2 separate regions of the Homo sapiens genome follow, and region 1 is linked to region 2. Evidence: read pairs that join two places in POLR2A ChIA-PET (ENCODE). Cell type or tissue: GM12878. All regions are shown on one strand. Links, peaks and the distances in the headings refer to the core of each region. The heading gives the core; the rest is flanking DNA. Region 1 has its middle 13 kb from the start of FFAR2. Region 2 overlaps ZBTB32 (zinc finger and BTB domain containing 32).

Region 1 (16,897 bases), core at 5,419-13,418, 250 kb before region 2:
TTCCTTGCTTTGTCCTCTCTCTCCCCTTCCAGTTCTACCTGCCTAGCTCATTTTTCCACAATAAGGACTCCTAGACCATTCTCTCTAGTTAAATGACCTCCAGCCCCTAACCTAGTAGTTTGCAACCCAGGCTGTACATCAGAATTACATGTGGAGGTGTGAAAATAATACAGAGAGCCACCTCCAACCTACTGACAGAATCTCTGCAGGTGGGGCCCCAGCAAGAGAGCTTTTCAAAAAAGCACCCCAGGTGGCCAGCTGGGGTCGCGAATCGCTGTCTTATCTCAGAAGCCAAATCTGTCCAAGAACTTGTTCTTCAAAAACCTTGCCTGCTTATTCATCCCCCCTCACCTCAATCCCACATTCTTCTACCTGTTTTTTTGTTGGTTTGTTTGTTTTTAGAGTTGGGGTCTCACTCTGTTGCCCAAGCTGGAGTGCAGTGGCACAATCATGGCTCACTGCAACCTCGAACTCCTGGGCTCAAGTCACCCTCCCGCCTCAGCCTCCCAAGTAGATGGGACTACAGGTGTACACCACCACACTCAGCTAATTATTTTATTTTATTTTGTGTAGAGATGGGGTGTTGCCCAGACTGGTCTTGAACTCCTGGCCTCAAGTGATTCTCCTGCCTTGGCCTCCCAAAGTGTTGGGATTACAGATGTGAGCCACCACACCTGGCCCTCCCCCATCTTCTGGTGCTTGCCTCTTCTTCACTTACAAAAATCCACTCAATATTCACTTTCTCCAGAAAACCTTTCCTTATTAGTCCCACTGAACTGAAAGCTCATTTTCTATTTTCCTCCTTCAAAAGAAGACTGGACAGGTGCCATAAGAACCCTGAATTCAGTGTCCATTCCACTTACTAAATGGATGGCCTGAAGCAAGCCACCTCCTCCAGCCTCTATTTCTAAATCATAGTGATTAGGATACTACATACCTCCCAAGATTATTCTGTGGATTAAAATAAGACTCTATGAATAAAATTGCTGAGAAATCATAGAATATTAAGTAGTTCTAAGATATAAATCCATGTACACAGATGTACCCTCACTTATTAGAAATATAATAAGTAAACATTAAAAATAGTGGAAATAATGCTGGGCATGGTGGCTCATGCCTGTAATCCCAGCACTTTGGGAGGCCGAGATGGGCAGATCACTTGAGATCAGGAGTTCAAGATCAGCCTAGCCAACATGGTGAAATCCCATCTCTACTAAAAATACAAAAAATTAGCCAGGCACGGTGGCAGGCACCTGTAATCCCAGCTACTCGGGAGGCTGAGGCATGGGAATCGCTTGAACCTGGAAGGCAGAGGTTGCAGTGAGCTGAGAACGTGCCACTGCACTCCAGCCTAGGCAACAGAGAGAGAATGTCTCAAAAAAAAAAAAAAATAGAAATAACATAGTAGGTAGTCAACTACGGATAGCATGGCAGTAATATGTTTTAAAAAATCTGGGATTCTCAGCTGACTGTACATGCACTATGAGTCTGTGATGTATTACAGCTGCCACAAAAGCTAATTTGATTGGATTACATGAAAAGAAATCATGTTGGCCAGGCACAGTGGTTCACGCCTGTAATCCCAGCACTTTGGGAGGCGAAGATGGGCAGGTCATGAGGTCAGGAGTTCGAGACCAGCCTGGCCAGCACGGTGAAACCCCATCTCTACTAAAAATACAAAAAATTAGCTGGGCATGGTGGCGTATGCCTGTAATCCCAGCTGTTTGGGAGGCTGAGGCAGGAGAATTGCTTGAACCCGGGAGGCGGAGGTTGCAGTGAGCCGAGATCACGCCATTGCACTCCAGCCTGGGCGACAAGAGCAAAACTCTGTCTCAAAAATAAAAAGAAAAGAAATAATGTCTAGACAAGTTGATGATACTGAGGCAGAGCAGGTGTGCTAAGTGGGGCTTGGCCCATGAGGGTTCTTGGTTTTGCCCAGGAAAGAATTCAAGGGCTAGCCGGTGGTGAAAGAAAACAGCTTTGTTGAAGCAGCCCTGTTACAGCTCCAGCCCTGTTGCAGCTCCGTGACTGCTCCTGCAGAGCAGGGCTACCCCACAGGCAGAGAGTAGCAGCTCAGGGCAGTTTTGCAGTCATATTTTTGCCTACTTTTAATTGCACACAAATTAAGGGGCAGTTAACACAGAAATTTCTAAGGAAAGGGTAGTAACTTTTGGGTTGTCAGGTCATTGCCATGGAAAGGGGTGGTAATGCCCAGGTGTTGCCATGGCCACAGTAAACATGGCACTCTGGCGGGCATGCTTTATGAAAAGCTGCTTCACCCTTTCCTTGTTTTAGCTAGTCCTCAATTTGGTCCAATGTCCAAACACCACCCCTGGGGTCAAGTCCCTCCTCCTACCTCCATAACCCCCATTCCACTTAGGTCTAATCAGCAGCAGGTTCAGAACTGAGCAACACATTCTCTTGTATTTTTTTTTTTTTTTTTTTTGAGATGGAGTTTCACTCTGTCACCCAGGCTGGAGTGCAGTCGCACAATCTCAGCTCACTGCAACCTCCACTTCCCAGGTTCAAGCAATTCTCCTGCCTCAGCCTCCCGAGTAGCTGGGATTACAGGTGCATGCCACCACGCCTGGCTAATTTTTGTATTTTTAGTAGAGACGGGGTTTCGCTATGTTGTCCAGGCTGGTCTTGAACTCCTGACTTCAAGTGATCCACCCGCCTCGGCCTCCTAAAGTGCTGGGATTACAGGCGTGAGTCACTACATCCAGCCTGAGCAACACATTTCTAAGAAGGACATTAACTCAGCCGGGCGCAGTGGCTCACGCCTGTAATCCCAGCACTTTGGGAGGCTGAGGCAGGTGGACCACCTGAGGTCAGGAGTTCGAGATCAGCCTGCCCAACATGGTGAAACCCCGTCTCTACTAAAAATACAAAAAATTAGCCGGGCGTGGTGGCAGGCGCCTGTAATCCCAGCTACTCGGGAGGCTGAGGCAGGAGAATTGCTTGAACCCGGGAGGCGGAGGTTGCAGTGAGCCGAGATCGTGCCACTGCACTCCAGCCTGGGCGGCAACAAGAGCAAAACTCTGTTTCAAAAAAAAAAAAAAGGACACTAGCTCAATGAATCAAGCCCAGAAAAATTAACCAAAATGTTTTGGAGATTTAAGACTGTATAACAATAGTAATAGCCGTAATAATAGAGCAAATTAAATACCAGGCACTGTGCCAAGAAGGGGCCTGAGAGGGTTAAGGTCACTTTTCAAGGCCAATAGGTGGCAGGGAGTTTGAATCCAGGTCTTTCTGAGCCTAAAGTGCATGCTGTTTTCACTGACACATGAGAAGGAAGTAAGAGAACACTGGCTGGGACAAGATAAGATCTTTTTTTTTTTTTTTTTTTGAGGCAGAGTCTCGCTCTGTTGCCCAGGCTGGAGTACAGTGGTGCAATCTTGGCTCACTGCAACCTCCACTTCCCAGGTTCAAGCAATTCTCATGCCTCAGCCTCCTGAGTAGCTGGGATTACAGGCGTCCACCACCATCCCTGGCTAGAAGATACACTCTATGAGCCACACAGGACAGAACAAAGACCACAGGTGGAAGAGGCACAGAGATACCTTTCAAATAGTTATGGCCATTTCAATGGAACTGACTATCTCAGCAAAGAAGTCACTCCCCAATTTCCAGGAATATTCAAGAAGGTAGCAAACATCTATCCTAGGACACTGAGGAAACTCACACAAATGAGGGCTGAACCAGTTTAATGACCACTTCCAACTCTACGATTCCCAGGTTCTTTTTTCTTTTCCTTTTTTTTTTTTTTTTTTTTTTGAGATGGAGTCTTGCTCTATCACTCAGGCTGGAGTGCAATGGCGGGAGTGCAATGGCACGATCTCGGCTCACTGCAACCTCTACCTCCGAGGTTCAAGCGATTCTCCTGCCTCGGCCTCCTGAGCAGCTGGGACTACAGGTGTGCACCACCAAGCCCAGCTAATTTTTATATTTTCAGTAGAGATGTGGCTCATGCCTGTAATCCCAGCACTTTGGGAGGCCGAGGTGGGCAGATTGTCTGAGGTCAGGAGTTTGAGACAAGCCTGGCCAACATGGTGATTCTCAGGTTCTTTAGGGGCACGACTTCTCTTACTAACCAGGAAAGTACAAAATGAAGTCATTTTGCTGGGCACGGTGGCTCACACCTGTAATCCCAGCACTTTGGGAGTCCAAGGCAGGCAGATCATAAGGTCAGGAGTTCGAGACCAGCCTGACCAACACAGTGAAACCCCATCTCTACTAAAAATACAAAAATTAGCCAGTTGTGGTGGCACGCGCCTGTAATCCCAGCTACTCGGGAGGCTGAGGCAGGAGAATCGCTTGAACCCGGGAGTCGGAGGTTGCAGTGAGCCGAGATTGCACCACTGCACTCCAGCCTGAGTGACAGAGCGAGACTCCGTATAAAAAAAAAAAAGAGTCATTTTGTTGTCATGGGGTTATAAGAAGATCGATCACTGGACCTGGTCTAAGACTTTCAAAGTGAAGCTGTAGCTGCTCACTTACAAGCATTTGACCTTCATCAAGTTACCTGACATAGCAGCCCATTTCTTCACTGGGAAATCAGTCGATCACCTGTTCAACAAATATGTATTCATTACCAACTCCAGGCCAGATACTTTTCTAGGGTCTAGGGATACAGAGCGTACAAAAGACAAGTATCTTCCCTGTTGGGACTTCCATTCTGGTAGGGGAACATAGTTTAAAAACAGGTAAACAAATAGATGAGCAAGGTGATTTCAGAGTGTGGCAAATGGAAAGTAGTTACAAAGGAACTGAAACAAGGTCATGGGAGAAACTATAAGGGGAGGTTGAGGAGGTTTAGAAGATCATTCTACTCTCTTGCTTCAAACCTTCACCTGGCTTCCAGAAGCTCTTAGAAGCTCATTCAAACTCCTTTTAGTGACCTAAAATACTTTGCACGGTCGGTCTTTTCAGGCAGCTGCTAGCCCGATGAAAACCCTGCGTGTTTGCATAGAAGTCTATGGTTTCTTAACTCTCATGCACATGGTCTCCTTGATCCTAACAAACATTCCCCTTCAGGTCCCTTCAGGTAGGCACAGCTGCCAGAATGATATTCTTAAAATGGAAATCAGATCATTCCAATATCTTGCTTCAAATCCTCGAATGACTTCTAGAGGCTCTTAGAATACAAATTCCTTTCTGTGACCTGGAAGCCCCTGCTCAGCTCCTCAACCTCATCTTCTTTCACTCTGTCCCCATTGATAGTATTCCAGCCCAGAGGTTCTCAATATGTGGCCTCTGAGCCAGCAGCTGCTGCATCACCTGGGAACAAGCCACTTGACACATCGGCCTGTTTCTTCATTTGGAAGTTGAATCTCCTAAGTTAGTGATGTTCAGCTGAGCCCTGAACAATGAAAGGGAGTTGACATACAAAGGCCCGCAGGAACATTCTGGAAACAGAAATTGCTGATGCAAAGGCTCTGAGGAGAGAGAAAACCTTAGCATCTCTCAAGGCCAGAGAGAAGGCCAGTGAAGGGCTCAAACAGGGGTTTTAAATGTAAGCAAATATTGGAACTACCTGAAGCGTTTGCTGAACCATAGATGACTGTCCTCACTTCCCCAGGACTTCAGAATCAGTAGGGATATTGGTCAGGGTTCTCCAGAAAACAGAACCGAGAGGACAGACAGATTACATAGACAGATAAGTAGATAGGTAGACAGATAATAGATTAGAGAGATAGAGAAAGAGAGAGAGAGACAGAGACAGAGAGATAAAGATACACAGGTAGGTAGTAGGTAGACAGATAATAGATTAGATAGATAGATAGATAGACAGATAGAGATAGATAGATATACACAGGTAGCTAGTAGGTAGACAGATAATAGATTAGATAGATAGATATGCACAGGTAGGTAGTAGGTAGACAGATAACAGAGTAGATAGATGATAGATAGACAGATAGATAGATGATAGATAGATAGATAGATATACACAGGTAGGTAGTAGGTAGACAGATAATAGATTAGATAGATAGATAGATAGATAGATAGATAGATAGATAGATAGATAGATGATAGATAGATGGGGGAAGGGTAGGAAGCCCTGATCTATTGCATTTGCAAATTTCTGTGGCACATACACTCCCACCAGGAATCATTGCTACCAATATGAAGATCTTGAACATGGGTTTGGCAAGAGATGCTAATAATGGGCTCTTATTATAATGTAATGAGCTCAGACATATCCCTGCATGCAACTCACAGTACATCTGCTCAAATGGCAGCCAGATCACATCTTCCTTGAGAAAACTTTCTCTTTCCCCACCAACGCTTCATGCAAGCCTCTTGCACAGTGCTTCCTATACAGTAAACACTAGTTAAATGTGGCTGGCTGGGCCTGCTCCAAAGCATCCGGGTGGCTGTATGATTGCACAGCTCCTCTGAACCCCCTGCCCCAAAGCAGGATGACAGATGGGTAAACAGAAATATTAGTGCCTGGTTAATGAATAACACAGACGGCAGCCTAGTGCCGCTACCAGGAAACAGGGGTGGAGGGATCTGACCTGGCCCAACCTGGGGGCCTGAGCAGCACGAAAAGGGAACCTGGCATTATTTCACTTCCCCTTTCTGGAAAAGATGCTCCTGGGCCCCTTCCTCAGAACTTCTCATCAGTCCGCACAACCAGAGCTCAGGTGCAGTGTGGCTTGGTGATGAATACTATGGTTGGAAAAGGAGGGATGGGGGCAGTGGGCATGGAGAGGGTCTGGAGGAAACACACAGCCATGATTCCAGCCTCACTCCCTTAAACGTCCTGCCTCTCAGCGCGGGGTCTGTGCTAGTTCTTCTTTTCGCCTTGCCCTGCCTCCTGTGGATAAGTGCTTTTGCCCCACTTTTTTTTTTCCTTTTCATTATTTATCTCTAATCACAGGAAATGAGGACATTTCTCATCTACAAATTGCACATCCCATCAGGAAATTGGGCCAAAGATCTCTAAGCCTTCAGAAGCGGTCATCCAGTAACCCACTTGGCAAAGTTTCAAAGGTCTGGGAAAGTAGATGCGAGGTCAAGCAGTGCGGGAGGGGAGCCAACTCTGCAAACGCTGGCCACGGCCAGCTGGCCACCAGCAGCTTACCCGAGGAGGGGTTGTCCAAGCTACATACTAACCCCGGTTCCCTCTCCCCAAACATTGTCCTCTGCCATCTGTCAGTCCGAGCTACGACCAGCCTCGAGAAAACAGAGTTAGGAAAGTAAACACACTGCTCCCAAATCTAGCTATTTTAAATAAAAAGCTCACCCATGTGGGCTGCAGTTGAGAATTTCTAAAGTGCCATGGCAAACATTACACCATTTGAGTTTCCACGGCGTAGCCTTCATTCATCCGCCAACATTTATGGAGGCCTACCATGTGTCAGGCCCTGTTTTAGGTGCTAAGGATACAGCAGTGAACAAAAAGGGTAAGATTCCTGCCCTCAAGCAGCTCCCATTGCTGGGCAGACAGGGAGAGCAAGACCCATAAGCAGGATCCTTTGCACTGGTGCTACGTGCTGTGAAGACGATAGAACCGAGCTGGGATAGAACATGACTCCCAGGAAGGGAGTAGGTGGTTACTTTTGAACACACAGCTTGAGCTTGAGAAGGCCATGCAAAGGTGATATTTGAGCTGGGACTAGAATGGCAAGGAGGAATCTTGTATGCCAAGAACTGGGGGAATAATGTCCCAAGCAAGGGGCTCCAGGCCTGTGCGAGGCCTGAACAGGCTGAATTTGTGCCGGGAAAAGAAACGCCAGGGTGGCTGCAGCTTAGTGACAGCTGAAAAGCCAGCAAGTGTCAGATCCCAGGGAGTCTCAAAGGCTTTTAAGAAGCACAACAGGCCGGGCGCGGTGGCTCACGCCTGTAATCCCAGCACTTTGGGAGGCTGAGGCGGGCGGATCACGAGGTCAGGAGTTCAAGACCAGCCTGACCAACATGGTAAAACCCCGTCTCTACTAAAAATACAAAAAAATTAGCCAGGCGTGGTGGCACACACCTATAATCCCAGCTACTCAGGGGCAGGAGAATCACTTGAACCCGGGAGGCAGAGGTTGCAGTAAGATGAGATCGCACCACTGTACTCCAGTCTTGCAACAGAGAGAGACTCCAAATCAAAAAAAAAAAAAAAAGAAGAAGCGCAACAGATATCCTCTCCCTACTTAACAACAAGAAAAGCTGAGGCTCAGCGATGCAAAGTGGCAAAGTGGCAAAGTGACACACGCAAGTCCTCAGTGAGATGGTGTTCTGGCCCCTCCTCCACGATTCCCGACTCCCTCTCAAAACCACAGGCACACTCTCTCTCAATCTTTACTTCACTGAGGAAGAGAAAAGAGGGCAGGAATCGTGACTCATGCGGTGTGCAGTTGTTTGGTATAGAAAGTTGGGGAGAGTGATGGAGACTGACCTCCATCGAGGTTCTGAGAAAGGAAAGGCATCGGGGGTGGGGTAAGATGCCTGGTGCTGAGAGCAGAGTAGAGACCAGCAAGAAACCTGGCTTCTAGGAGGAGTCGTGGCTGGGGAGAAGAAGGGGCCTGGGCTCCAAGAAAGTGATGGGAGGCCAAGGAGTCACCAAGAGCCGTCCCATGTTGTCCCGGGTCCACTGGCCTGCAACAGAAATGAAGGTGTGAGGACAGAAGCATAGAGCTCGGGGGATGCGAGCAGGCCTCCAGCCTGCGTCCACTTCTCAACCCTGGCTGCGCTCCAAAGCCACTGGAGGAGTTTCCAAAACTGCCGGTGTGTTTGGGCATTGTATTTTCTAAAGCTCTCCAGTTGCTTGTGAAGTAGAGTGAGGGTTGAGAAGCAGTGAATTTAGTCCTGGTCCTCTAGGGGACAAGCTGAGGGCTCTCCAGGAAGGGGCAGCAGGGTGTACTGAGTTTGAATCCTGTCCTAGCGCTGTGCAACTCAACCTTGCTGCGCTTTCGTTTTCTCACGAGAATTTTTTTTTTTTCTTTGAGACGGAGTCTCGCTCTGTCGCCCAGGCTGGAGTAGAGTGGCATCATCTCAGCTCACTGCAACCTCCGTCTCCCCGGTTCAAGCAATTCTTGTGCCTCGCCCTCCTAAGTAGCTGGGATTACAGGCATGCGCCACCACTCCCAGCTAATTTTTGTATTTTTAGTAGAGACGGGCTTTCACCATGTTGGCCAGGTTGGTCTTGAATTCCTGACCTCAAGTGATCCACCCGCCTCAGCCTCCCAAAGTGCTGGGATTACAGGCGTGAGCCACTGAGCCTGGCCTCTCACAAGATTTAAAAAAAAAAAAAGGCCAGGTGCAGTGGCTCACACCTGTAATCCTAACACCTTGGGAGGCCAAGGTAGAAGGATCACTTGAGACCAGGTGTTTGAGACCAGCCTGGGCAACAGAGTAAGACCCCATCTCTAAATAAATAAATAAATAAATAAATAAATAAATAAATAAATAAATAAATAAATATAGTTGATTTTAAAAAAGAAAAAGAAAAAAATGAAATTATTAAATAAAATAAATTAGCCAGGCATGGTGGCACACACCTGTAGTCCCAGCTACTTGGGAGGCTGAGGAGGGAGGACTGTTGGAACCCAGGAGGTGGAGGCTGCAGTGAGCCACTGTACTCCAGCCTGAATGACAGAGTGAGACCCTGACCCAAAAAATATATAAGTAAGAAATAAAAGAAGAAAAAAATAGGGCTAACAGCACCTACATCATCATGTTATTATGAGGATGAAACGAATTTCATATTGTACCTCCAAAGCACTTAGAAAAGTGTCTCGCACTGGAGATGCCAAATACATGTTTAACCATGGAAATGTTTTAAAACTGTAATTCCATTCTTCTGCTCGAAGGCCTCCAGATACTTCTCATGATCCTCAGAGTAAAATCCCATGCCTTCCCCAAAGCCAGCAAGGCCCCTGATGCATCTAGCACTTGGCTCTCACCCAACCCAGCTCATCCCTACTCCCTTCCTCCAAGCCCTCCTCCAGCTCCCTTCACTCTTCCTTTTTTGTTACCGACAGCTCACTAAGCTCCTTCTCCTTGTGGTTCCCTTTTCGTGGAGCCCTCGTTCCCCAGGTACTCATCCAGCTGAATTTCCCCTCTTTGAGGCTGCCTGTGACTCAAATTTTATTTCCTCAAAGGACTTCCCCCTCCACCACTCCTAAGTGGCTTCCCTTTTGACACATTCACATAATACCTAGTTGCTGACTTCGCTGGGTGTATCATTAGCTGATAGCATCTATTTTTGTCTACTTGTTATTTTTATCCGTTAGACTTGCACATCCCTTAATGCATCAAATGGTTGACTGTGAAAAACAACTTCCTTCCCCTCTCTCTCCACCACAGTCACTTACCGCTTCCTGGAGGCAGCTGCTGCTACCTCTTGTCAGCAAAATATTTATCCCTCCATGCCTTTAAGGGGCTTGCTTATTTTACTGTATTTCTTCATTTCTCAATATAAGGTTTCATCTGTTAAATTATTCTGTGGCAGATGAAGATTATGCTCTTATTCTTTTCCCAATATGTACAACACCCTTCCCGCCCTGTCTTCCCGATCTGCTCCCATTGTCACTATGTTAGAAAATATTCAGTGTTTGCATAATCGTGACTACATCGATGTTAATGACATTGGAGCTCTGTAGTAAATAACAGCTCCTTTTTTTTTTTTTCTTGAGACAGAATCTCACTCTGTCACCCAGGCTGGAGTGCAGTGGCACGATCTCAGCTCACTGCAACTTCCACCTCCCAGGTTCAAGCAATTCTCCCTGCCTAAGCCTCCCGAGTAGCTGGGATTACAGGTGCCCGCCACCTAGCCTGAATAATTTTTATTTTTAGTAGAGACTGAGTTTCACTGTGTTAGCCAGGATGGTCTCGATCTTCTGACCTGGTGATCCGCCTGCCTCGGCCTCCCAAAGTGCTGGGATTACAGGTGTGAGCCACCGCGCCCAGCCAGTTCCTTTTTTATCCTGCACAACTTTCCTCCCAAAACCCCTGGAATTAATAATCACCTTATTTTTTCATGTGTTTAGTCTACATGTTTACCACGAATTCAACCCCAAACTCTTTGTCAATGTTCTTGTCTCCTCTCAAGAACTTCAGGGGTTTTAGGAGGATACAGATTTCATCTCCCTGAAGAAATGTGTCTTGGAACTTTCTGACCTGTTCCAGTCTGCCTGGGTGGTGGTTTATGCCAGGTGTATAGCTCATGCTTGAAGCTCTTTTTTTTTTCTTTTAGATGGAGTCTCGCTCTGTTGCCCAGGCTGGAGTGCAGTGGTTTGATCTTGGCTCACTGCAACCTCTGCCTCCTGGGTTCAAGCAATTCTGTTGCCTCAGCTTCCCGAGTAGCTGGGATTACAGGTGCGTGCCTTCATGCCCAGCTAATTTTTCTTGTATTTTTAGTAGAGACGGGGTTTCACCATGTTGGTCTTGAACTCCTGGCCCCATGTGATCCACCCACCTCGGCCTCCCAAAGTGCTGGGATTACAGGCATTGAGCCACCGTGCCCAGCCAGCTCACACCTGAAGCTCTTAAGTGGAAAGCCTCTTTGCTTCTCTGCTCTTGTCTTCCTCTTCCTTGGTTTACATCCTTAAGCAGCTTCTTTATTTACTGCTGGGAATAACGCTCCAAATCCTAAGGAAACTGAACACTCAAACAAAGGATTCTTAGCCAAGCAATTTTACTTGCGCAGAGGGGTGCTTCTCCTTGGCCAGTTGCCATGAGAGCACACCTGAACAAAGGGGCACGAGAGCCTTTATTCCTAATGCAAGTCCTGCCCCTGTACCCTTTCCCCATTGGCCGGAGTCGGGCCATACAATCTAAACTAGTCCCAGTTGGCTAAACATTTGAACTTTCTTTAGATAAGGTGGGCACGTAAGGGAGAGAGGGGAAAGGGGAAGGGGTGTCTGCAGTGAGCTAGAGAGCTAGTCTTCTTTCCAAATAAGGAAAAGAACGTGAGCTGGTACTAATAACGCCTGGTACTGTGGCGTGTCTGGGCATGGAACAAAGGCAGAAAGGAAAAAGAAGGAGCAAAAGGAAAAGGGGGTGGGGGGATACTATGAATTAAAGAATAAAGGATTGATCGGCTATTTGAAGAGAAACCTCATCATAGCCCACATTTACTTATTTTATTATTTATTAACTTTTTTGGAGACAGAGTCTCGCTCTGTTGCCCAGGCTGGAGTGTGGTGGTACAATCATGGCTCACTGCGGCCTCCATCTCCTGGGCCCAGACAATCCTCCTGCCCAATCCCCTAAAAGCATTGGGATCACAGGTGTCACCACACCTGGCTATTTTGTTTGTTCGTTTATAGAAAGGGGAGGGTCTCACTATCCTGCCCAGGGCTGGTCTCAAACTCCTGGGCTCAAGTCATCCTTCTGCCTCGGCCTCCCAAATTGCTGGGATTACAGGCATGAGCCACCATGCCCAACCCTGACGCAGCTTCTTTAGAAAGTAAATGCTTTGAAATCCCGCATGTCAGAAAATGTCTTTATCCCACTCTCATGTGTAGTTGATATTGGGCTATGTATGGAATATTCTGGGTTGGCAATCATTCTTCTTCAGAACTTGAAAGGCATTGCCGCATTGCCTTCTAGCGTCCAGTCTGGCTGAAAATTCCCAAGACATCCTGACTCCTATCCTTTGTCCATGGCCTGTCTTTTTCTCTCTGGAAGCCTGCAGGATCCTTACCTTTCTCACAAGGTATCTAAAATTCCATCCATTGGGCATTCAATGGACTCTTCCAGTCTACAAAATAATTTCCTTCCATTTGGGAAGATTCTCTTGAAACACTTTGTGATGGTTTCCTTGCCTTCATTTTCTCTCTTCTCTCCTTCTGGAATCCTTGTTATTTGGGGGACACTGCACCTCTTACACGGCCCTCTAATTTTCCCTTTTTTCCCATTTTTTCTCTCCCCATTGTTTTGCTTTACTTTCTGTGAGATTTTCTTATCTTCCAGCCCTTCTATTTTTCATTTTTGCTATCACTTTTCATTTCTGAGCACATTTTTATTCCTTCTTAGCATGCTGACCTTGTTTCATGATTGCAATGTCCACTCTGATTTCTCTGAGGAATCTTCATCTCCCTGCTCTAAGATGCCTTTTTTGGTGTCAGTTGCTATATTTTATGTTAGAAGTTGTCATCATATATATGGTAATTCTTGGTTGTCTGCTCACATTGAAGAGAAGGGAAGGGACTACTTTTTTTTAGATACATAAAACGTATATAAAGGCACTATGACATGATGTCTAAACCAGAAAAGAATGGTTGAGTGCCATGGCTCACACCTGTAATCTCAGCACTTTGGGAGGCCAAAGCTGAAGGATTGCTTGAGCCCAGGAGATCCATACTAGTCTGGGCAACATAGTGAGACCCTGTATCTAAAAAAAAAAAAAAATTTTTTTTTTTTTTGAGAGGGAGTTTTGCTCTTGTTGCCCAGGATGGAGGGCAATGACGACGCGATCTCGGCTCACCGCAACCTCCGCCTCCCGGGTTCAAGCGATCTCCTGCCTTAACCTCCCAAGTAGCTGGGATTACAGGCATGCACCACCATGCCCAGCTAATTTTGTATTTTTAGTAGAGATGGGGTTTCTCCATGTTGGTCAGGCTGGTCTCCAACTCCCAACCTCAGGTGATCTGCCTGCCTCGGCCTCCCAAAGTGCTGGGATTACAGGCGTGAGCCACTGTGCCTGGCCAAAAAAAAAAAAATTTTAAATAGCCTGGCATGGTGGCATAGTGGTGCCTGCCTACTCAGCAGTCCCAGCTACTCGGGAGGCTGAGGCAGGAGGATCACTTAGCCCAGGAGGTCAAGGCTGCAGTGAGCTATGATCACACCACTGCACTCCAGCCTGGGCAACAAAGCAAGATGCTGTCTCTAAGAATAATAAGATTTTCAGCCTATTTTCCTTATGTTAGCTTGTCCTTTGTCCCATTTCCAGAGGAACCTGTTGCCACTAGTTCATGAGCTTTATGTGGATTCTACAGTAGAAACTTCATTGAATCTTGGTTTTTCCCACTATTGGCTTATGATCCAACTTTCACAGGTCTGCTAAGTCAGTCACCAGTTACCATTCATTCATCTGCTGTCCAGCTGGCAAAATTTTGGTGGTATTGTATCCTCTTATGTTCTCCCTGTACTTACGGGGACTCCTTTCTAAAAGATCTCTTTACTGTCACTACAGTGTGATTTCAGGAGGCAGCAAAAGGAGATTCATGGATTTCACCCACCGTTATTAGCCCCAAGTATTTCCTCTTTATTGTTATTGTTTGTTTGCCTGCTAATTGTCTGTCTTCCCCTCTTGAATGTAAGTTCCAGGATAACTCATCTACTTTGGTTATTTTGCTTAGGTTTTTGTTTCTTTTTTTCTTTTTTTCTTTTTTTGAGACGTAGTTTCACTCTTGTCACCCAGGCTGGAGTGCAATGGCATGATCTCGGCTCACTGCAACCTCCGCCTCCTGGGTTCAAGCAATTCTCCTGCCTCAGCCTCCTGAATAGCTGGGATTGCAGGGGTCCGCCACCACACCTGGGTAATTTTTGTATTTTTAATAGAGGCGGGGTTCGCCATGTTGGCCAGGCTGCTCTCAAACTCCTGATCTCAGGTGATTCGCTTGCCTTGGCTCCCAAAGTGCTGGGATTACAGGCGTGAGCCACCGGGCCCGGCATGTTTTTGTTTCTTTTTTGGAGATGAGGTCTTACTCTTTTGCCCAGGCAGGAATGCAATGTCGCAATCACGGCTCACTGCAGCTGCAAACTCCTGGGCTTAAGTGATCCTCCTGCCTGCCTCAACCTCTCAAGTAGCTGGGTCTATTGGTGCACACCATCAAGCCTGGCTTTTTTTTTTTTTTTTTTTTTTTTTTGGTAGAGACAGGGTCATGCTATGTTGCTCAGGCTAGTCTCGAACCCCTGCCTGACCTCAAGTAATCCTTCCATCTCAGCCTCCCAAAGTGCTGGGATCGTAGACCTGAGCCACTATGCCCGGCCCCATTTTGTACACCTATCCATCCCCAGCAGTCAGAACCATGTTTGACACAGAGTCAGTGTTAAACAAATGAATGAACCAATTTGCTAGCAAAAGAAACGTACTACTCGCCATCAGGGAGGTGGTAGCAGACTCAGGTCTCCTAACTTTCCGGGCAGTGTCCTTCCTACCACAGCATGGTTGGGGTATGGGTAATTTTGCTAATTAATGATATCAGACAGATTATAAAGTGCTTCACCTGGTACCAAATGGTTTCAGAAATCTTATCTCATTTGATCCTGACAACAGCCCATGGGCCAGATGGTAAAAGAATTATTATTGGCCCTAATATAGCAATGATCCCTGACAGGAACTATCCTGTACCATAGAAATCACCGTCGCTGCTCCTGACCTCTCACCCATGTCCACTGTCATTTATCTGGGCCCTTCCATCACCTCCTCTGCAGACAGGACTGTTAAGGCTTGTCACCTCTCAAGCACTTGGTCCCCAAGAATCCAGGACTAGCTCCTTCATAAAGAGGGAAACGGGTACAGACAGGGGTAAGTCATATAAGGTCCTTGGAGCAAAGAAGACATCTGAGTTTTGTGATGTTACAGGAGCAGAAAAAAGAAGAAAAGTGGAACTGTCAGATCAGTAGCACCTTAGAGAAGAGCTGGATGGAGAAGGAAGGAGAAGGGGCTTAGATCCTGGAAGGAGAGAGAATAAGTCCCAGAACTAAGAGCGGTATGTATACGGTGGGGAGAGAGGTGGGATGAAAATAACCATTTACCATAACCATAGATTCCCTTTTTTTAAAATGAAATGAAAAATATCCTAGAATATAATCACAAAGCCAGTTAAAAAATATTCTACACAGGCCGGGCGGGATGGCTCATGCCTGTGATCCCAGCACTTTGGGAGGCCGAGGCGGGAGAACCGCCCGAGCTCAGAAGCTTCACATGGCAAAACCCCATCTCTACCAAAAAATACAAAATATTAGCCAGGTGTGGTGGCGAGCCTGTGGTCCCAGCTACTCGGGAGGCTAAGGTGGGAGGATCACTTGAGCCTGGGAGGCGGAGGTTGCAGTGAGCCAAGATTGTGCCACTGCACTCCAACCTGGGTGACAGTGACACCCTGTCTCACCAAAAATAAAAATAAAAAATTCTGGACAGCAGGTTCTGTAAAACCATAACATTAGCTCCTGGGATCTGCTTAGTTTCTGGATAGCCTGAACTCTGCCCTAAGACCCCAGGGAAAAGTGAAAGTAGGATGCATGGCCCCTTCCAGGGAAGCAAGATGTGACTCAAAAGTCACACCAGGTCCCAAGGGTATAGGTCACAGAGATAAAGGCTGTAAAGCACCCCACACTTTCTCATTGTGCTACCTGCCATCCTCCTCAGATTCTGCCTGCCACCTCCTGGGCAGATAAGGCTACTACCCGCCTGCAAACCCTGGCAGGTCCAAGCACCACTCAGGCTGCTGTGCCTCTGTGATCCACACCCAGACACTGGAAATCGCCCAGAAGCAGAAACTTAGGGATGAGGAAGTTGGCAAGGGGGGGTCTTTTAACCTTGCATTAAATCAAGATGAGTCTTTGTTTTTTGTTTTTTTGAGACAGAGTCTTGCTCTGTTGCCCAGGCTGGAGTGCAACGGCACAATCTCGGCTCACTGCAACCTCTGCCTCCCAGGTTCAAGAGATTCTCCTGCCTCAGCCTACCAAGTAGCTAGGATTACAGGTGCCCACCACCACACCCAGCTCATTTTTGTATTTTTAGTAGAGACAGCGTTTCACCATGTTGGCCAGGCTGGTCTCAAACTCCTGAGCTCAAGTGATCCACCCTCCTCTGCCTCCCAAAGTGCTGGAATTACAGGTGTGAGCCACCGTGCCCGGCCTTCAGTATGAGTCTTGGTACGGAAAGAGGTCTGAAACATCTTATGAAGCTACAATAGCAGTTGTAGAAGAGAATAAATAAAACAGTACT
Region 2 (10,773 bases), core at 243-8,242:
ATGCCTGTAATCCCAGCTACTTAGGAGCCTGAGGTAGGAGAATCACTTGAACCCAGGAGGCAGAGGTTGCAGTGAGCCGAGATCGCGCCACTGCACTCCAGCCTGGGCAACAAGGGCAAAACTCTGTCTCAAAAATAAATAAGTAAATAACATAAAGGAAATCACCCAGGTTGTCTTTACTGATGATCTTTTTTATACTCATGGGGCAGGGTGTTGATACCTAGTTTCATTCAGCTGTTCAGTGGTATTTATGCTTTCGGAGTGCCTTCAGTACACCCAGAGTTCTTTAACCAGGGGTGAGGGTGCAAGGAGTGGCTTATGAGTGGACTTCAAGGAAGTCTAACCCCGAAACCAGTTAATATTGGGGCAGCTCAATTGGCCATTCCCTCTATGGTGTGGTGGGGGCCCGGGGTGCTGGCACATGAAGTGTGCAGTTAATCCCAGCTCGGCAGACAGCCACCAAGCATGATGGCACATGCCTGTAATCCCAGCTACTCAGGAGGCTGAGATAGGGGGATGACTTGAGCCCAGGATGTCAAGACTGCAGTGAGCCATGATTGTGCCACTGCACTCCAGGCTGGGTGACAGAGCAAGACTGTGTCTCTAAAAAAAAAAAAAAAAAAAAAGAACAATTAATGGTATGCATGTATATTATGAGGAGGGGAGGGTAAAGAATAAGCTAGACGATAGTTAACCTCTCCAGCCATGAGGCTCAGAGTAATCTGTCAATCTCTTGTCATGCATTCATATGCCAAGTGGTATAAGTGTCTACCATTTTCTTTTTTTTTTTTTTTTTCGAGATGGAGTCTTAGCTCTGTTACCAGGCTGGAGTGCAGTGGTGTGATCTTGGCTCACTGCAACCTCCGCCTCCCGGGTTTAAGCAATTCTCCTGCCTCAGCCTCCCAAGTAGCTGGGATTACAGGCACGTGCCACCACGCCCAGCTAATTTTTGTATTTTTAGTAGAGACGGCATTTCACCATGTTGGCCAGGACGGTCTCTATCTCTTCACCTTGTGATCCGCCCACCTCGGCCTCCCAAAGTGCTGGGATTACAGGCGTGAGCCACCGCACCCGGCCTGTGTCTACCATTTTCTAATGTCAACAATTGGTCCCAGGCTGGGTGGCTCACACTTGTAATCCCTGCACTCTGGGAGGCTGAGGCGGGTGGATCACTTGAGGTCAGAAGTTTGAGACCAGCCTGGCCAACATGGTAAAACCTCATCTCTACTAAAAATACAAAAATTAGCCGGGTGTCGTGGTGCGTGCCTGTAGTCCCAGCTACTCAGGAGGCTGAGGCAGGAGAATCTCTTGAACCTGGGAGGCAGAGGTTGCACTGAGCCAAGATCGTGCCACTGCACTCCAGTCTGGGTGACAGAAGGAGACTCTGTCTCAATAAAAAGAAGAGTTAGTCCCATGGGTGACATTCTGAACCTGATGGTGACTCCCTAAGAGATTTAGAACCATTGGAATAAAGTAGGTTCCTATATTATTTATGGGGCCTGGGCAAGATGACAGAGACTCCCTCGTCTCTTCCCATGCCTGGTGTTGGCCCATACTTCAAGGTGTCTCACATTCTAGCCTGCACATCCAAGCTCAGTCTACAAATCCCTTACACAAAATCAGGGTCTAGCGTGTGTGTACATCAGTCAGAGTCCACTCTCATGAATACAGGCCTGGGGTTGAGTCCTGTGTAGGGGGCCTCAGAGTCATTTGGTCCAGGAAATCCAGGGTGCTGAGTTCTCAGAGCATGGTCCAGAAGTGAGGTGGGAGCTCACAGTTCCGGGTAGGCACTTTCTAGATGCCTTTTGACTCAGCCTATGCGAAGGGATACAGCCAGAGGAGGTCCAAATGGGACCCTTTGCCCAGGTTTAAGTCAACACTAGTATTCTGTACTGGTCTTGAAACAGCCCCTGTGAGGAAATTGAGGGTCTTGGAAGACTTAGCTCCATATGAGTGCTGAAGAGAAGGGCCATTCACTGTGAAGGGATGCAGTGAAACCTGTTTTCCAACTTCTAGTCTAGTTCTTTTTCCAGTTAATCCACAAAGTGTGTGCTATGAAGGGGCTAGATTCAGCTCACCTGGGTATGACTATAGCTGGTTCTTGGATCATATAGAGCACAAATTTAAGGGAAAAAGGGAACTAATTCACTCCTTGTGGTGACTCTTTTCTGGAAGTCTTGGATGTACTTAACCAGAAAGACGGAACATCTTTTTTTTCTTTTTTCTTTTTTCTTTTTTTTTTTTTGAGACAGAGTTTCGCTCTTGTTGCTCAGGCTAGAGTGCAATGGCGCGATCTCGGCTCACCGCAACCTCCACCTCCCGGGTTGAAGCGATTCTCCTGCCTCAGCCTCTCGAGTAGCTGGAATTACAGGCATGTGCCGCCACGCCCAGCTAATTTTTTTTATTTTTTGTAGAGACAGGGTTTCTCCATGTTGGTCAGGCTGGTCTTGAACTCCCGACCTCAGATGATCCGCTTGCCTCCACCTCCCAGAGTGCTGGGATTACAGGTGTGAGCCACTGCGCCTGGCGAAAGAGTAAACATACTTAAAGTTCATGTAAGATTTGGATAATCGCTCTTAATCTATATAAAATGCTGTGGGGAATTTAACCACCTTCATTTGTGGAAAGAGATGGGTTCACGGGAAGAGTGGCGAGTTCACAGAATTTTTCTAAATTGAATCTTGTTCAACTTGGCTTGGGAAGAGGGCTTGATATTTAAAATAAGTGAAATAGAGGGAGAACTTTTTCACAAAACAAATGATCATCCCTCCCATTGGTCTATTCTGATGGTTTGATTTTAATTATAATATTTAAGGAGAATTGGTATTTGTGTTGCTGTGTTGACATTGTTACATCAAGCTGGGTTGTGCCTCAAGAAGTTCATGATACAAGGATTTCTGGGAAGCTTTGACTTTGCAGCCAGGGTGTGCCCCGAGCCCCTTGCACATTTTTCCCTTAGTGTCCCATTGGTCAAGTCTACCAGTAAGAATAAGAACTATCAGATTTCAGGCCAGGCGTGGTGCCTCATGCCTGTATCACAGCATTTTGGGATGCCAAGGCGGGCAGATCATGAGGTCAGGAGTTCGAGACCAGCCTGGCCAACATGGTGAAACCCTGTCTCTACTAAAAATACAAAAAATTAGCCGGGTTTGGTGATGCACACCTGTGATCCCAGCTACTCGGGAGGCTGAGGCAGGAGAATCACTTGAACCCAGGAGGCGGAGGTTACAGTGAGCCGAGATTGCGCCACTGCACTCCAGCCTGGGCAATAGAGCAAGACTCTGTCTCAAAAAAAAAAAAATCAGATTTCAAATTTTATTCAGTAATACGAGTATTAGGCCGGGCATGTAGGCTCACGCCTGTAATCCCAGCACTTTGTGAAGCCGAGGTGGGTGGATCACCTGACATCAAGAATTTGAGACCAGCCTGGCCAACATGGTGAAACACCATCTCTAATAAAAATACAAAAAATTAGTCAGGCATGGTAGCAGTTGCCTGTAATCCCAGCTACTTGGGAGGCTGAGGCAGGAGAATTGCTTGAACCGGGAGGCGGAGGTTGCAGTGAGCCAAGATAGCGCCATTGTACTCCAGCCTGGGCAACAAGAGTGAAACTCTGTCTCAAAAAAAAAAAGAAAGTAATATAAGTATTAAAAAGGACTGAGAGGCTGATATCATATTGCCTTTTATCACATACTCCCCTTCCAATCATGCCCTACCTAATCTCTCTACCTGCTCTACCCTCTGGCAGGACACAGGCTTGTGTCTGCATAACCTGTTGTTTCTTTGCTCTTTCCAGAGAGACAACTGCAGATGATTCCTACCGAGTCAGCCCAGGAAGAGGAAGGGGGGGCAAGGTTTTTGAGTCTAGGGAGGGGGAGTACTTTTAAGAACAGCAACAGACCAGGCATGGTGGCTCACACCTGTAATCCCAGCAGTGGATCACCTGAGGTTAGGAGTTCGAGACCAGCCTGGCTAACATGGTGAAACCCCATCTCTACTAAAAATACAAAAAAATTAGCCGGGTGTGATGGTGCATGCCCGTAACCCCAGATACTTGGAAGGCTGAGGCACAAGAGTCGCTTGAACCCAGAGGCAGAGGTTGCAGTGAGCCGAGATGGCGCCACTGCACTCCAGCTTGGGTGACAGAACAAGACTCTGTCTCAAAATAAAAACAAAACAGCACCAGCAGTGTCCCTACTCTTCCAAGTCAAAGTGCTGTCTGCTTCTGCCATCTGTGCTCAGTGCAGGATGGCTTGGGTTGCACTGTCAAGAATGCAGGAAGAGGCTAGAGAAGTGCTCAGGGTGTCATCAGCATAAGGGTTGCAGTGCAAAGGGCCCTGGAGATAATTCTAGGAGGCGGTCTCTAAGGGGATATCCTTAGGTGGGGTTCCCCATTCTTGGGGGCTTTTGTTCACTGAAAGGGGAGTTCCCTTGCCCCTCCTCCCTTTTAGGTTCCCCGAAAGCCCACTGATGCTCCCTGTCAACTATATTTGGCTTACACAGAATGCTGCCCTTTGAGCAGTCTCCAACTCTCTCGATCATCAATGAGCAAACCAGCGGGGGAGCTGAGTCACAAGCACATGATGTGGGGCTGGAAAGCGAGGGGGCCACACTCAGAGGGGTGACCATGTAATCGTCCAGACCCCTGTACCTTTCCTCATCCCTGGGGCTAGTCCCTCAGGGCTTTCCGCACTCCTTCCTTGTCTTGAGGGACTCTGTATTTCTGTGTTGGAGGAAGGGTGTTTCCCTCTGCGTACATACATATCAGAGGGACTGATGCTTTATGTGTCTTTTATATGGGTGTGGTGGTGTGAGGAATTGGAAAGCTCAGAAATGGAAAATAGTTAACGTTCAGAGTAGCAGATGAACACAGCTCTCACATTTGCATTTTCCCTTTCGTTCTGACTCATCTTCCCCTCTCCCCACCCTGTTGCCCCTCCACCAGCCTCACCCATTGACACACCCTGTCTGATCTAGGAAGGGTTAACATGTGCCTGCACCCATGTGGAGGGAAGGCGTGGTAGGCCTGGAAAGAGAGAGTGGGAGGCTGGTCTGAACATTCGAGGGTCCTGGAGCCAAAGGAAGAAACGGGAGCTTAGGGACAGTATTTGCATCTAGGAGGGGACAAGGACTCTTAGATCCTTCCCCCTTAAGAGAAGCCTATGGGAGGCCGGGCGCAATCCCAGCACTTTGGGAGGCCGAGGTGGGTGGCTCACTTGACATCAGGAATTCGAGACCAGCCTGGCCAACATGGCGAAACCCTGTCACTACTAAAAGTACAAAAATTAGCCGGGCGTGGTGGCGGGCGCCTGTAATCCCAGCTACTCGGGAGGCTGAGGCAGGAGAATCGCTTGAACCTGGGAGGCAGAGGTCGCAGTGAGCTGAGATTGCGCCACTGCACTCCAGTCTGGGAGACAGAGCGAGACTGCGTCTCAAAAAAAAAAAAAAAAAAAAAAAAAAAAGAGAAGCCTATGGGGAAGCCGACTGTGCCTTGTCACCAGAGCAGCTTACCAGTACCTGACTTGTTTATCTTCCAGTCATTTACTGTGTATCTAATATACGCCAGGCACATATCATAAATGCTTTATCCGCTGGGCGCAGTGGCTCACGCCTATAATCCCAGCACTTCGGGAGGCCAAGGCAGGCGGATCATTTGAGCCCAAGAGTTCAAGACCAGCCTGGGTAACATAGTGAGACCCCTGTCTCTACCAAAAATTCAAAATTAGCTAGGCATGGTGGCTCAAACCTGTAGTCCCAGCTACTCAACAGGCTGAGGTGGGAGGATCATGTGAGCCCAGGAAGCTAAGGCTGCAGTGAGCCGTGATCGTACCACTGGGCAACAGAGCAAGACCCCGTCTCAAAATAAACATGTCATCAAAATTTGTTGGATAAATGAAAATTTTGCTATAGGATCAGGGATAAGAGAATAATAAGAAACAGAAAAAGAAAGTTGAGCCTCTAAGACCCCATCCCTTCCCCAGATTAAAGAGTTCTGAAGTGTGAAAAGAGGGGAAACCTCCGGGGACCTTGACCCCTTGGGCAGGAAGTGAAAGAAACCCAAGTCCTGATTTCAGAGAAATGTCATTTGTCATCAGCCCAAGAAAAGGAGATTTTTCTCTTCGAAGACCACCACACGTCCTTCCTGGGGTTGCCCCTTTCAGAGCTTGATGGGAGGATCTGAGTCACTCACACACCCACCCCCAGGTCATTCCCAGGCAGCAAATGAGGCTTCCCAGTACCAAGTCAGGGAGAGGGAGGAGGCCAGCTTCTGGCTCCTCCACCCTATTCTTGGGATCCAAATGTTTCAATCCTTTTTACTTCTGCAGCTGTGTGCTCTGCCGTCATCTCTAAGAAACAACCATACCACTGAATGCTACTGTGTACTTACAAACCACACTCATATTCGTCACGTCATTTCATCTTCACCCCCACCTCCAAATGAGGTAAGCAGATATTATGCCTATTTCATGAATGAGGTTACTGAGGCCCAGAGAAGTGACTTGCCCAAGGTGACTCAAATAGTAAATGGCAGAGATGAAACTCAAAGGCAGGGCTGATTATTCCAAGGTCCTTGCTGCCACAGATACACTTCTTTGACTCTAGGAGTTCACAAACGAAGTGAGGAGACAGGAGGCTAGGGGCAGAATGTGTGCATTCTGGAGGTAGAGGGGGTGGTCTCTCCTGCAGGCAGAAGGCAGAGGCAGGGTTAGAAAACCACACCCCTTCGGGGGGACTGTGGCAGACTGATACTTGGGACATCCAATGGAGGCCTGTGAGGTCAGGGGCGGGGCTAGCTCCAGGGGGGGCCCCAGGAGCCCCAACAGTAGTTCAGAGCATGCGGTGTCCTGGAAGAAGCTACAAGCGGTGAGTGATAGCCTCTCTCCAGCTGAGGCCTTCTTCCCATCACAACTCTTTCTGTCTCCTCCCTGCCAACCTAGAGCCCTCTCCCTGAGGTGTCCAAGTGCAGCCCTCCCTGCCCCAAGGGCCCTTGCTCACAGGGAACCTGCACCTAGGACTCTGCCTGCTGGGTGCTAAGACACTGAGGTTCTGGTTCTCTTCGTATCTGGGTTCCCAGCTCTCTTCTTAAAAGCCAATGTGGTGGTTTTGATGTGTGAGAAACTCCTGCCTGGTTGGGTGCTGTCTTTCTATTCTTCACTTTTTGTCTTATGAAAAACAAATTAAACCATCTCCTTACCCAAATCTTGAGAGGAAACAGCCTCCCTGTCTCCAGTCCCCACGTCCTTTCCTCCCATCTCCTCAGGAGTCCATTCTCCAAAAGGTCTCTCCATCATTGGGTCAGGAGCCTCCTCTCCTGTGGCTTCTGCACCTGCTCTCCTCTTTCTCTGGATGGGAATGTCTGGTTCCTTCCCTGAGGATGTGTTCTAGAAGCTTCAGCTTCACAGTGATGACTGCCGGATGCCTTAGCGCCTGCGCTCCTGCAGCCAGGATCCCTATCATGCTGCCCTCTCTGCCTTTCAGGAGCGATGGGCTTTTGGGGGAGGACCCACTAGCTTTCTAAGCTCTCCCGTGAAACTGTGTCATGCTCCATCCCTTAGTGCCGGCGTTGACTGGGTTTTGTGGTGATCCTTGTCTGGAATGAAGAAAGCCTGGCTTGCGCAGAGGTGTTTCCCTGCAGAGGGGCTTGGAGAAGCAGAAGTGGCAGTATCTGCTATCTTTTACGTCAGAGACTGCCAACTGGCAGACTTCCCGCACGCCTGTCTTAAACCCACTACTAGATATTTCTGTTAACTGACTGGCCCTTGCTCTTTAAGTCCTGAATTTGGTCTGATTTCCATTCTCTCGCCACCATGCCTACCTGCTATGATTCTGGATAAGCTCCAATCCTCTCTTGGGTTACTTTATTTGCTCACTCAGGACAGAGGGCTCTGATCTAGGACCAGCAACTCACACCCTCTCCCCTCACATCCACAGGCTTGAAATGAGATGAGATGTTCCTCCCTCCCCTTTCAACCATGGACCTCACACTGTGGACTTCCTCTTAGAGCCTCTGAGTTAGGTACCCAAGCCAAGGCACAATGTCCCTGCCCCCCATAAGACTGCCCAGCCCCTATGGCTCTGATCGGCTGGTACAGCTAGCAGCCAGGCTCCGGCCAGCACTCTGTGATACTCTGATCACCGTAGGGAGCCAGGAGTTCCCCGCCCACAGCCTGGTGCTAGCAGGTGTCAGCCAGCAGCTGGGCCGCAGGGGCCAGTGGGCTCTGGGAGAAGGCATCAGCCCTTCTACCTTTGCCCAGCTCCTGAACTTTGTGTATGGGGAGAGTGTAGAGCTGCAGCCTGGAGAGCTAAGGCCCCTTCAGGAGGCGGCCAGGGCCTTGGGAGTGCAGTCCCTGGAAGAGGCATGCTGGAGGGCTCGAGGGGACAGGGCTAAAAAGCCAGATCCAGGCCTGAAGAAACATCAGGAGGAGCCAGAGAAACCCTCAAGGAATCCTGAGAGAGAACTGGGGGACCCTGGAGAGAAGCAGAAACCAGAACAGGTTTCTAGAACTGGTGGGAGAGAACAGGAGATGTTGCACAAGCACTCGCCACCAAGAGGCAGACCCGAGATGGCAGGAGCAACGCAGGAGGCTCAGCAGGAACAGACCAGGTCAAAGGAGAAACGCCTCCAAGCCCCTGTTGGCCAAAGGGGAGCAGATGGGAAGCATGGAGTGCTCACGTGGTTGAGGGAAAATCCAGGGGGCTCTGAGGAAAGTCTGCGCAAGCTCCCTGGCCCCCTTCCCCCAGCAGGCTCCCTGCAAACCAGCGTCACCCCTAGGCCCTCGTGGGCTGAGGCCCCTTGGTTGGTGGGGGGCCAGCCTGCCCTGTGGAGCATCCTGCTGATGCCGCCCAGATATGGCATTCCCTTCTACCATAGCACCCCCACCACTGGAGCCTGGCAGGAGGTCTGGCGGGAACAGAGGTGAGTGGCGGGGTCTAGTGCTCTGCCTCCAGGCTGGGAGGGCATGGCCCAGGAGGGGCAGCCCTGCTGGGTGGAAGGGCACTGCATCTCTACTGCACAGTTCCTGAGCTGGGGAAGAGACAAGAAGCTGCTGCCACAGGGCACGCCAAAGCCCAGCCCCCGGGGGAGGACTTGGGATACCCCCTCTTCACGAAGGGGCCAGGCTCCCAGGTTTAGCCAAGGCTGTAACTCTTCCCCACCCCATCCCAGGATCCCACTGTCCCTAAATGCCCCCAAAGGGCTCTGGAGCCAGAACCAGTTGGCCTCCTCCAGCCCTACCCCAGGTAAGCCCCTCGCTGTCCTGCATACACCTGTAACATGGTGTCTTCTCTGGGCTGGGGCTCGAGGAGTCCAGCCTGAGCAGGGCCCCTACCTCCCACTGTTCCTTCCAGGTTCCCTCCCCCAGGGCCCCGCACAGCTCAGCCCTGGGGAGATGGAAGAGTCTGATCAGGGGCACACAGGTGAGTCGGGCGGGGGCACTCGTGCCTCAGCCCCACTGTAGCCCTTGATTTCCTGCCTGAATGGTACAGTGAGTTGGCGCTGGGATTCCTGGCCCTGCCCTCCTTTGCCTTCTCTGTCCCCACAGGCGCACTTGCAACCTGTGCGGGTCATGAGGACAAGGCAGGCTGCCCACCTCGCCCGCACCCTCCCCCGGCCCCTCCTGCTCGGTCTCGGCCCTATGCGTGCTCTGTCTGTGGAAAGAGGTTTTCACTCAAGCATCAGATGGAGACGCACTACCGAGTCCACACAGGTATGGGCGCCCTGCCCTGTGTGAACTGTCGGCTTTCTTCCCAACTCCGCTCCTGAGTCTCCACCTGTGTGCCCGGTTCCCGCGCAATCCCCTAGCCCCGTGGCCCGATCCACCCCTAACTTGGCCAGCTTTCGCCGCCTTCTTCCTTCCTTCACCGGCCTCCCCTTCCGACCGCTCTAGGAGAGAAGCCCTTCTCCTGTAGCCTTTGTCCTCAGCGCTCCCGGGACTTCTCGGCCATGACCAAGCACCTGCGGACACACGGGGCCGCTCCGTACCGCTGCTCCCTGTGCGGGGCCGGCTGTCCCAGCCTGGCCTCCATGCAGGCGCACATGCGCGGTCACTCGCCCAGCCAACTCCCGCCCGGATGGACCATCCGCTCCACCTTCCTCTACTCCTCCTCGAGGCCGTCTCGGCCCTCGACCTCTCCCTGTTGTCCTTCTTCCTCCACCACCTGACGGGGTGTCGGTAGCGTCTTAGCCAAGAGTCCAATTAAAGAACGAAAAGCGGGCCGGCTCGGCTTCTGACCTGGCACCGCTGCTACGGCGGCCTAGCAAATTCCGCCCCAGAAGCGCCCCAGGAAGGGCGCCGAGTGCCCTCTCCTGGACGATCGCGGGTCGCAGAAGCCCAGGCCAGCGAGCCCTACAGAGTGAGGACACTGAAGTGTGCAGGAGCGAAGGTTAACAGTAGGGGAGATTGTCGATCTCATCACCATAATAAAGAGTTTCCTGTGCCCTCCCTTCAGGACTAGAAAGCCGAGTTTAGTCTGTGCACACCCCCGCCCACGCCCCTTGTCCTGTAGCGGCCCCTGGTGGCCCTGCGTCCGCTGTCCAGCGGGATGGACACTTCTTCCACCCCCGAGGCGCCCCGTCCTCCCCAGGAGGCAGCCGGCCCCGAGGACTCGGTGTCCGGGCACACCTTGCGGCATGCCGGTCCTGGACTGGTGGGGGCTGTGCGACCGCAAGTCACTCGCCCCTTCCACTGCAATCCACGGCGCGCGGAGTCTGATCTGGGAACGCTCGGCCCGGGAGAGAGAGGAACGCGTGCTCCGACCCTGCTTTCGGCCACC

Evidence for each region. Peaks named below come from ENCODE experiments on the same cell type or tissue, not always from the same donor. Only the 100,000 strongest peaks of a DNase experiment are listed, where the experiment ranks them.
Region 1: POLR2A ChIA-PET joins it to region 2 with 5 read pairs; 2 of 35 experiments call an interaction of 5 or more read pairs at or near these places.

What each region holds. Positions count from the first base shown.
Region 1 is chr19:35,452,574-35,469,470 of GRCh38, forward strand. No RefSeq gene overlaps it. Among named protein-coding and RNA genes, the nearest start is that of FFAR2, 13 kb to the left of the region's middle. RefSeq lists enhancers at 4,582-4,711, 7,866-7,985, 15,980-16,553 and a silencer at 6,263-6,442. In GM12878, for the core only: a CTCF peak has its summit at 10,311; DNase peaks (open chromatin) are centred at 6,498, 8,248 and 10,198; H3K4me3 peaks cover 979 bases; H3K27ac peaks cover 5,196 bases.
Region 2 is chr19:35,706,591-35,717,363 of GRCh38, forward strand. ZBTB32 (zinc finger and BTB domain containing 32) reads left to right here. Exons shown (of 7, transcript NM_014383.3): 2 at 6,327-6,443; 3 at 7,933-8,917; 4 at 9,167-9,240; 5 at 9,349-9,417; 6 at 9,543-9,707; 7 at 9,888-10,448. The coding sequence starts at 8,037. The coding sequence ends at 10,162. Among named protein-coding and RNA genes, the nearest start is that of KMT2B, 6.0 kb to the right of the region's middle. RefSeq lists enhancers at 4,550-5,019, 6,838-6,917, 9,966-10,525, 10,078-10,357 and a silencer at 8,028-8,227. In GM12878, for the core only: no CTCF peak of the experiment used is centred there; DNase peaks (open chromatin) are centred at 4,363, 4,901, 6,139 and 6,601; H3K4me3 peaks cover 4,004 bases; H3K27ac peaks cover 4,683 bases.